Regions from separate parts of the Homo sapiens genome. Here region 1 is linked to region 2. The links are chromatin loops, found by intact Hi-C in ENCODE. Cell type or tissue: Caco-2. All regions are shown on one strand. Links, peaks and the distances in the headings refer to the core of each region. The heading gives the core; the rest is flanking DNA.

What was found. Hi-C counts contacts between places; a loop is a spot of excess contacts. Peaks named below come from ENCODE experiments on the same cell type or tissue, not always from the same donor. Only the 100,000 strongest peaks of a DNase experiment are listed, where the experiment ranks them.
Region 1: a loop joins it to region 2, with 3 times the contacts of the local background. A loop is called at or near these places in 1 of 110 quality-filtered maps.

What each region holds. Positions count from the first base shown.
Region 1 is chr17:30,945,539-30,950,911 of GRCh38, reverse strand. ADAP2 (ArfGAP with dual PH domains 2) reads right to left here. Exons shown (of 11, transcript NM_018404.3): 7 at 1,542-1,625. Among named protein-coding and RNA genes, the nearest start is that of RNF135, 23 kb to the left of the region's middle. In Caco-2, for the core only: no CTCF peak of the experiment used is centred there; a DNase peak (open chromatin) is centred at 2,961.
Region 2 is chr17:30,993,619-30,998,991 of GRCh38, reverse strand. It overlaps RNF135 (ring finger protein 135), which reads right to left. Exons shown (of 5, transcript NM_032322.4): 4 at 1,661-1,750; 5 at 1-330. Among named protein-coding and RNA genes, the nearest start is that of RNF135, 25 kb to the right of the region's middle. In Caco-2, for the core only: no CTCF peak of the experiment used is centred there; a DNase peak (open chromatin) is centred at 2,354.

The DNA.
Region 1 (5,373 bases), core at 164-5,163, 48 kb after region 2:
AAAGATGGGCAGCTTGCCCAGATTAAATAAGGCTGAGCATCTGCACTTTGTCCTCCCTCCTCATAGTCAGCAGTCAGCAGTCTCCACTCCCCGCCCATGGGAGCCAGCATTAACCAGTTCTGGGTGCAAACTCAGCAGACTGACTCAAGGGCTCTGACTCGGGCCTTGCTGGAATTGCTCCCAGAGAGCTGCCATCTCAGCACATCCCTGGGCCTGGAGGGGACCCTATTCCAGACAACTGGCTCCCTACAAACCTTGGAATTAAGGAGCATTTAGGCTTTCAAGGAAACTCTAATGGTTGAGATTAAGAAAATCCCAGCATTAAAATGGTTTTCCAGCCCCATCACTTATAAAATCCTCTTGGAGGGGAGCCTCTTGAAGAGGACCAGAGCATAGAATCTCAGAGGCGGAAGGGACCCTGAAGATGACCTGGACTAACCGCCATCTTACCCATATGGAAATAGAAGCTCAGAGGGGTGCCAGGACCTGCAGGGGTCACACAGCAAGTGAGCAATAGAGCATCCCTGAGAGCCCAGGCTTCCTGGCTCGAGACAGCATCCTCTGCCCTACACCATGCGGGTCTCCCTGGCCCAGCCTGAGATAGGGAGATGAAGGCCCCAGAAGTCTGGAGACAATCAAAATGAAGTTCTCGGCTCCCCATGATGTTGGCCATGAAGGGCATACCTGCTCCTGTTACAACTGTAATGGAGAGGATCCCAGGCTTTCCCAAGCCCAGAGCATCACAGGGCAAAGAGGGGATTTTAGAAAGGGAAGCACACCTTTGGTTATTCACCTGCCCTTCCTGGGACTGTATAACTCATCAGTGAAATGGAAATAATCACCCCTGCCTGGCTGCCATTTCACAAGACAAAATGGGCTCAAAGCACTCTGTAAGCAGTATGTTAGGGATCATTTGTACATTTTAGAGGGAGAAGGGTTCAGAAAGAGATGACCAATTGCTGAGCCCCTTGACACTCTTCTGAAGGGGAGACACTGACCAGCTTTTGGGAGGCCGCCTTGTCGTATGTGAGGCTGTAACCCCCGCAGGCTCCCCTGGAGAATGCCTTGGGCTTCCCTCTGAGCAGCCCAGCCCTCAACCTCGAGGTCTTGCCTGCAAACAAAACTAGTCTGGCTTCTTCTTCTTTTTTTTTTTTTTTTTTTTTGAGACGGAGTCTCACTCTGTCACCCAGGCTGGAGTGCAGCGGCGCCATCTGGGCTCACTGCAAGCTCCGCCTCCCGGGTTAACACCATTCTCCTGCCTCAGCCTCCCAAGTAGCTGGGACTACAGGCGCCTGCCACCACACCTGGCTAATTTTTTTGTATTTTTAGTAGAGACGGGGTTTCACCGTGCTAGCCAGGATGGTCTCGATCTCCTGACCTTGTGATCCGCCCGCCTCAGCCTCCCAAAGTGCTGGGATTACAGGCGTGAGCCACCGCGCCCAGCCCTAGTCTGGCTTCTGAGTGTCTTCGAGGTCAACAGACAGGGAAAGAAGGAGATGGCCAAGAGGAGATTCAGAAATTGGGGTCCGCATTTAGCTCACCTCAGACTCTGGGAGTTCAGGAAAGGCCATTTTTAGGTACTGCAGACGGGCTGCACGGAGGGCATTGAACCAGTCCACTATCTCCTGCGGAGAGAAGTGCACAGGACACACACACAGCAGTGAGATGGGGTGGGTGGGAAGCTACCTCTGGTGGCGGGAAGCTAGCTGGGCATTGGGTGTGGGGCACATATATTCAGCACCTGCACACACCCCACAGCTCGGCTCAGGGGCATCCAGGGAGGATTGTGTCAGAGCCTCGTGGGCTAACCCGGGCAAGCAGGAAGCCTCTGACAGGGATAACCCCAGAGCCCTGGAAAAGGATTGAGTGAACTGCATGGGAGTTCTGCAATGGCCTCGGACAGTGCTTTTCACCTTCTAATGCGTGCAAAATCACCTGAGGCTCTTGTTAAAATGCAGAGGCATATCCAGTAGGTTTGGAATGGGGCCCAAGACTCTGCATTCCTAACACGCTCTCAGGTGATATGATGCTGCTAGTCAGTGGAATGCACTCTAAGGAGCAAGGCTCTAGGAAATCATTGTCCTCAGATGTCAAAGATTGGCATTTGGGTGGGGAGCAGTTATGCCTGGGGATGCTCCTCTAATGAGGATGCTCATGGCAACTTAGGCCAAAGCTGGCTTGGCCCCTTCTGCTGTCACTCTGAGAGAACATGTCCCTCAGCAGCCTGGGCCACCTTCATCTCCCACATAGACAACCATGTATCTAGCTGGCCTTGATCAGCTGCTCTCTGACTGGCCCTCTCATGGCAGCCTGAGTGATTTTCCTTTATTTATTTTTTTTTAGATGGAGTCTCATGCTGTCGCCGAGGCTAGAGTGTGCAGTGGTGCGATCTTGGCTCACTGCAACCTCCGCCTTCTGGGTTCACACCATTCTCCTGCCTCAGCCTCCCGAGTAGCTGGGACTACAGGCGCCCACCACCACACGGCTAATTTTTTTTTTTTTTGTATTTTTAGTAGTGACAGGGTTTCACCACGTTAGCCAGGATGGTCTCGTGATCTGCCCGCCTCGGCCTCCCAAAGTGCTGGGATTACAGGCGTGAGCCACAGCGCCCAGCCTGTAGCCAGAGTGATTTTCTAATTACAAATCTAATCAGTCTGGCTTGGAGTCCTGTCTACTACCCTCAGAAAAAAAAGTCTTAAGTTCTTTACTATGATTTTGCTGTCTGAGCTCCTTCCATGCAAAACTATTTGCAATTCTCCCAACACCTACTGTTCCTTCCTCTCGGGACATTCTGCTTAGCCCGCTCCATCCCACACACACCTTTTACGCAAAACATTCCACTTATCCCGCAGGTTAGTTTTGATGTTGTAATAGATAGATTTTTGGTGCTTGCTCAGCCCAAGCCCTGCTTCTGTGAGAACTACCCCGCCTATCTTCACCCAACCCCAGTTGCAGCCCCATTTACTGCTGTGATCCTGCCCCTGCTTAACCACAGCAACTGGACCAGGCCTGGAGCAACACAGAGGCTGGACTGGGCTTATCAGATTCCTTCTCCCAGGAATTTGGAATTGGGAGGCTAAAGGCTTGTTCAAATAGTGGTAGTTTGTGACTTTGATATAATGTGGTGATTGAGAAAGTCATCTGAATATGGTTTAAAAGGAATGAAACCATTTCTCTTTCTCTCTCATAGGCGAAGCACACAGGCCTAGTATTCCAGGGATCTGTGCTCTCTTGTCCTGGGGTTCATTAAGGACCCTCTGGCCAGGTGCAGTGGCTCACGCCTGTAATCCCAACACTCTGGGAGGCCGAGGCGGGTGGATCACCTGAGGTCAGGAATTTGAGACCAGCCTGACCAACATGGTGAAACCCCATCTCTACTAAAAATACAAAATTAGCCGGGTATGGTGGTACATGCCTGTAATCTCAGCTACTCAAGAGGCTGAGGCTGGAGAATTGCTTTAACCTGGGAGGTGGAGGTTGCAGTGAGCCGAGATTGCACCACTGCACTCCAGTCTGGGTGACAGAGCGAGACTCTGTCTCAAAAAAAAACCTTAGGTCTCAGACACTAAGGGAATGGGGCCAGTCCAGAAAAGACACACCTAGGCCTTCACCTTGGAAGGTCTCTCCAGTCATAATCTGGTGATCCTGGTGCCAAATCCAACCTGCATACATGTCTGTTTGCTCCTAAAGTTTTGTTTGTTTCAATCCTCCATGCAGGTTTTCCTGTTTGCCACAGCCCCCTCCCCATCCCTTATGCCTGTCCATTTAGCTTTTAAATCACCCCCTGACTCCTGCAGGCAGGAATCTGGAGCCCTCATTTATGCCCATCTAACAGACAGGCTGGGGCATCAAGCAAAAGAGAAGAATGGCCAGACCCAGGTTGTCAGATGCACCATACTGGGCAGATAGGAGGGAGCTGGGTATCCTAAGTGCCAGAGACCTTGGGTGCCTCAGTAAAAGTCCTTATGGCAGTGATTGGCATGGAGAGGGGGCTAGGGCCATGGTGCTAGGGGCCCCTTAGGAAGGTCTAGTCCCTGCATCTGGTTCCTGGCTCCTGCTGCCAAGTGTCCTTCCTACAGCAGAGGCACATGGCAGGTAAAGTGGGTGCAGGGCTGTGACCCTGAGCAAGTTACTAACATGTCCGTGACTCAATAATGTGGGGCTTGTTTTCAGGATTAAGAAATGATGGACAGCAATCACCAAAAGCAGTGCCCAGGGGAGTTAATAGATGGTCACAAAATGTCAGCACCCACCTTCATCCACCCCCACTCAGCATCTCTGTCCCCTGCCTAGTTATGTGACCCTGCTCAGGACCTGACCCAGCTTATTCTGTTATATTGGCTTATTCATCTCTGACTGGGCAGATTTCCTGGACTATTAAATAGTGCTTCTCAGCCGGGCGCAGTAGCTCACCCCTGTAATCCCAGCACTTTGGGAGGCCAAGGTGGGCAGATCACTTGAGGTCAGGAATTCAAGACCAGCCTGGCCAACATAGTGAAACTCTGTGTCTACTAAAAATACAAAAAAATTAGCTGGGTGTGATCTCAGCCACTCGGGAGGCTGAGGCAAGAGGATCGCTTGAACCCTGAAGGTGGAGGTTGCAGTGAGCCGAGATCACGCCACTGCACTCCAGTCTGGGCAATAGAGCAAGATTCCATCTCCAAAGGAAAAAAAATAGTGCTTCTCAAACTTTAATGTGCACAAGACTCACCTGGGATCCCGTTACAATGCAGTTTTTTTGTTTTTTTTGTTTTTTTGAGGTGGAGTCTTACTCTGTCACCCAGGCTGGAGTGCAGTGGCGCCATCTCGGCTCACTGCAAGCTCTGCCTCCTGGGTTCACGCCATTCTCCTGCCTCCGCCTCCTGAGTAGCTGGGACTACAGGCACCTGCCACCATGCCCGGCCAATTTTTTTTGTATTTTTAGTAGAGACGGGGTTTCACCGTGTTAGACAGCATGGTCTCGATCTCCTGACCTCGTGATCCGCCTGCCTCGGCCTCCCAAAGTGCTGGGATTACAGGCGTGAGCCACCGCGCCCGGCCTCTTCTTTTTTTTTTTTTTTTTTAATGCAGTTTCTAATTTGGTAGCTCCAGGGTGGGCCTCAGACTCTATTTTTCTTTCTTTCTTTCTGGTTTGTTTTGTTTTGTTTTGTTTTTTGAGACAGGGTCCTGCTCTGTCACCCAGGCTTGGAGTGCAGTGGCATGATCATGGCTCACTGCAGCCTCGACCTCCCAGGCTCAAGCGATCCTCTCACCTCAGCCTCCCAAGTAGTTGGGACTACAGGTGCATGCCACCATGCTTAGCTAATTTTGGAGGTATTTTTGGGTAAAGATGGGGGTCTTACTATGCTACCAGGCTGGTCTCGAACTCCTGGG
Region 2 (5,373 bases), core at 93-5,092:
CAGTTTCCTTGACCATGTGCCATGCAGAGAGCTGGCTAGTCCCCTTCCATTCCACACAACAAGAGTCCATAGTCCTTCCCAGGACCTGGTCGCGGCTCATCTCCCAGGAAGCCACCCCAACTGCCCAGTGGCTGCAATTCCTAGTGTCCACTTCCCAGTAATGCTTTCCAGAAGACAGGGCCTGGGAACATAAGACCTGGCTGGTAGAAAACCTCTCACAGCTCCAGCGATAGGGTTGTGGGCGGTGAGACACAGTCACTGTACGGGAATCCTTGGACACCTCCAGGCTGCAGGAAAGGCTCTTCAAGTTAAAGGTTGGATGGATGGCCCCTTTGGAAAAAAAAAAAGAACAATAAGAACATGGCCGGTCATCTTTTGATGGTCCATGCTAAGAAGTCTTCAAATAGCAACTTTGTATCTTTTGGTGTGATGTTTCACTCACACTAGCATTAAAATTGCTACATCACCCAACAGGAAGAAATGATAAATGTTTCAGATGATAGATATGCTAACTACCTTGATCGGATCACTATGCACCATATGTATTGAAACATCACTATGTATCCCATAAATATGTACACTTATTATATTTATTTATTTTTAAAATTTATTTAGAAAAGAAGCAGGATTTTGCCATGCTTCCTAGGCTGGTGTCGAACTCCTGAGCTCCAGCAATCCTGCCATCTCAGCCTCCCAAAGTGCTGCAATTACAGGCATGAGCCACTGCACCCAGACTATACAATTATTATATGTCAATTTTAAAAATCAGGCCAGCTCCTTCAGCCAGGTGCACTGGCTTACCCCTGTAATCCCAGCACTTTGGGAGGCTGAGGCAGGTGGAACACTTGAGGCCAGGAGGTCAAGACCAGCCTGGCCATCATGGCCAACTCCTGTCTCTATTAAACATACCAAAATTAGCTGGGCGTAGGCAAGGTGCGGTGGCTCACGCCCGTCTTATGGTGATTTATGACCACAGCTGTTTATACCTTCCCAGTTAAACTGAAACTTCCTGATTGAGGACCATGTCTTACTCACTTTGTATATTTCATTTGGTTTCCTATTGAGTGAATAAATTGCTAACACTTATACAGCATGACTACTCTAGGTGTTTTACTCATACTCACTCACTTAACCCTCATGGCAATCCCGCAAGAGAAGTACTATATTATCTCCATTTTACAGATGAGGAAACCCAGGCTCTAGGAAGCTTAAGTGACTTGCCCAAGATCACACAGCTAGTTAGTGGAGCTGCTGGGAGTCAAACCCAAGCAGTCTGGCTCTGGGATCCATGCTCTTAAGGACTATCCCAGACTGAGATGGCAGAAATACCTCAGCAGGTTTAGGAAGAGGCAGTTGGCTATAGTTGGTGGCCACAGCACAGATGCAGAAATACCTCAGCAGGTTTGGGAACAGGCAGTTGGCTGTAGTTGGTGGCCACAGCAGAGATGCTCAAAGGTTGGCGGGACTCTGAGTGCTCTTGGGTCTAGAGTCTCAACCTGCTTTGCCTTTGCAATCAGCTCCCCCCGTGGAGGGACCTGGAACAAATCCATGTGCAGTAAGCCAAGGAGTGGCCCTAGCAGTAGGGAGATGGATGTAGGATATTCTCGAAGCCCGCTCTGCGGCAAGCCAAACCCATGTTTAAAGTGGACCACATACTTACACTGAGCAAACCGAGAAGCTCTCCTGAGTGCAGGGTGGCTCTGGTCAGGCAATGGGCATGAGGAGGAAGACGGGGCTTCCAGGAGTTCTCCTAAGTAACAAAAAAATTAACAGAGGAAAGTCCCATCAGAAAAAGGCAAACTGAAGGTCTCCAAACATCATGGTCAAGGCACATGGCTGGCTTGTCTTCTTATCATCTACACATTTTTCAGTGTCAGGACTGGATCAGGCAGAGGCAGTGTGCCTGCAGCCCAGGTATGTGCACCTCCATGTTCTCACTGTGGACTTTTCACTCTTTCTTCACTAAGCTCTCAGCTCCTTGCTAGCAAAGATCTTGTTCATCTATATGTTCTAAGCACCAAGCCCCATGCCAGTCCCATAGATAGAAGGTGTTTTATGCACACTCATGAAATAAAATCAACTAATACAGTTCCAGGGGATTGCAGCACCCTAACACCTAGAATATCCAGGACCCCCAAGTCAATGTTTTAAACTGTTGTTACATAAACTGGGTAACATGAGTTGGGGTGAGATTCATCACCATTGCTGACACCTCCTAATTCCCTCTCGATGTGCTAAAGTTTAATTATTAACTTAAAGCAGTCATGTGTGCTAGAGTGCAATGACCACGTCAGGCAGATGATAAGTAAGGGAAGTCCTAGAGTGCAGACTTTGAAGGCAAAATCTTGTCCTACTTGTATCTTGAAGTGACAGCAGCTGCAGTGAATCTAAGACTCCACCTGAGAAGAGATGAAAGACCTTGTCTAGGGTGTGCCTGTGGTAACTTAGGTCATGAGAGCAAGAGAGCTGCCTGTAAAGAGGCCAGTCTCAAAATTCAACTCGGAACTGAAGCAATCCCTGTGTCCAGAGACAGAAAAATGGATAAAGAAATGTGATATATACATACAATGGAATATTATTTAGCCTTAAAAAGTAACGAATACTGCCTGGGCGCAGTGGTTCACACCTGTAATCCCAGCACTTTGGGAGGCCAAGACAGGCAGATCACAAGGTCAGGAGTTCAAGACCAGCCTGGCCAATATGGTGAAACCCCATCTCTACTAAAAATACAAAAATTAGCTGCGTGTGGTGACACATGGCTGTAATCCCAGCTACTTGGGAAGCTGAGGCAGGAGAATCACTTGAACCTGGGAGGCGGAGTTTGCAGTCAGCCGAGATCGCACCACTGACTCCAGCCTGGGAAACAGAGTGAGACTCCATCTCAAAAAAAAAAAAAAAAAAAAGTAATGAATTCTGCCTGGGCGTGGTGGCTCACGCCTGTAATCCCAATACTTTGGGAGGCTGAGGCGGGCGGATCACCTGAGGTCAGGAGTTCGAGACCTGCCTGGCCAACATGGCGAAACCCCATCTCTACTAAAAAATACACACACACACACACACACACAAAACTAGTCAGGGGTGGTAGCACATGCCTGTAATCCCAGCTACTACTAGGGAGGCAGAGGTGGGAGAATTGCTTGAACCCGGGAGGCAGAGGTTGCGGTGAGCCAAGATCGCACCACTGCACTCCAGCCTGGGTGACAGAGCAAGACTCCGTCTCAAAAAAAAAAAAAGTAACAAATTCTGATATATGCTACAACATAGGTGAGCTTGGAGGACATTATGCTAAGTGAAATAAACCTCTCACACACTAATACTGTATGATTCCACTCACATGAGGTATCTAGAATAGTCAAATTCATAGAACAGAAAGTGGAATAGTGGTTGCCAGGTAGGAGGGGGTTGAAGGAATGTGGAATTGTTGCTTAATGGGTATAGAGTTTCAATTCTGCAACATGAAACCAGGCATGGTGGCCCATGCTTATAGTCCCAGCTAGTTAGGAGGCTGAGGCAGCAGGCTCACTTGAGGCCAGGAGGAGTTCCAGACCAGCCTGGGCAACATAATGAGACCCTGTCTCTACAAAACAATTCTTTTTTTTTTTTTGAGACTGAGTCTCGCTCTGTCGCCCAGGCTGGAGTGCGATGGCGCAATCTCAGCTCACTGCAAGCTCCACCTCCCGGGTTCACGCCATTCTCCTGCCTCAGCCTCCTGAGTAGCTGGGACTACAGGCGCCCACCACCACACCCAGCTAATTTTTTTGTATTTTTAGTAGAGACGGGGTTTCACCGTGTTAGCCAGGATGATCTCGATCTCCTGACCTAGTGATCCACCCGCCTCGGCCTCCCAAAGTGCTATGATTACAGGCGTAAGCCACTGTCCCGGCCAAAACAATTCTTTAAATAGCTGAGCATGGTGGTGTGGGCCTATAGTCCTGGCTACTGGGGAGGCTGAAGCAGGAGGATTGAGGTTACAGTGAGCCATAGTTGTGCCACAGTACTCTAGCCTGGGCAACAAAGTAAGACCTGATCCTAAAAAATTAAAATTAAAGTTACAGTCCAGGCGTGGTGGCTCACACCTGTAATCCCAGCACTTTGGGAGGCCGAGACGGGTGGATCACCTGAGGCCAGGAGTTTGAGACCAGCCTGGCCAACATGGTGAAACCCTCGTCTCTACTAAAAATATAAAAAAAATTAGCCAGGTGTGGTGGTGGATGCTTGTAATGCCAGCTACTTGGGAGGCTGAGGCAGGAGAATCGCTTGAACCCAGGAGCCAGAGGTCGCAGTGAGCCGAGATCATGCCATTGCACTCCAGCCTGGGCAACAAGAGTGAAACTCTGTCTCAAAAAAAAAAATAAAATAAAATAAAGTTACAAAAAAGAAAATGATCTGGAGATTGGTTATATGATAATGTAAACATACTTAACAGTACTGAGCTCTGAGCTGCTACTTTTTTTGTTGTTGTTGCCGAGGCTGGAGTGCAGTGGCCTGATTTCGGCTCACTGCAACTTCTGCTTCCCAGGCTCAAGTGATCCTCCCACCTCAGCCTCCCAAGTAGCTGGGACTGGGACTACAGGTGTGTGCCACCATAGCAGGCTAGTTTTTGTATTTTTGGTAGAGAAGTGGGTCTCACTATGTTACCCAGGCTGCTCTTGAACTCCTGGACTCAACTGATCTGCCCACCTCAACCTCCCAAAGTGCTGGGATTACAGGCATGAGCCACTGCACCTGCCTGAGCTGCCTACTTAAAAATAGTTAAGATAGTAAATTTTATGTTGTATGTATTTTCACTACAATTTAGAAAAACACAAAATTCAGATGAATATCACTGTTCTCCTATTTTGCTGATACGATTATTACTTATTGTTAATAGGTTTTTAAAAAATGTTTGGCTGGGCACCGTGGCTCACGCCTGTAATCCAACAACTTTGGGAGGTTGAGGCAGGAGGATCGCTTGAGCCCAAGAGTGGGAGACCAGCCTGGGCAACATGGCAAAACCTCATCTCTACAAAAAGTACAAAAAATTAGCTGAGTGTGGTGGCACATGCCTGTAGTCCCAGCTACTTGGGAGTCTTAGGAAGGAAGATCACCTGAGCCTGAGAGATCGAGGCTGCAGTGATTGTGCCACTGCACTCCAGCCTGGGCAACAGAGAACCTGTGTCAAAATAAAAAAATTAATTAATTAATTAATTCAGCAGAATGCAGATTATAAACAAAAGAAAAAGAAAGGAAAAAAATTTTTTAAAAAGCATTTGCAAAACCTACTGAAGTTATTTACTTTTTTTTTTTAAATTAACACTCCCTAATACTTTTTTTATCTCTATTGATGAGAGAAATAATCTACACTTAACCATGGAAATTTTTTCCAAAGAATCA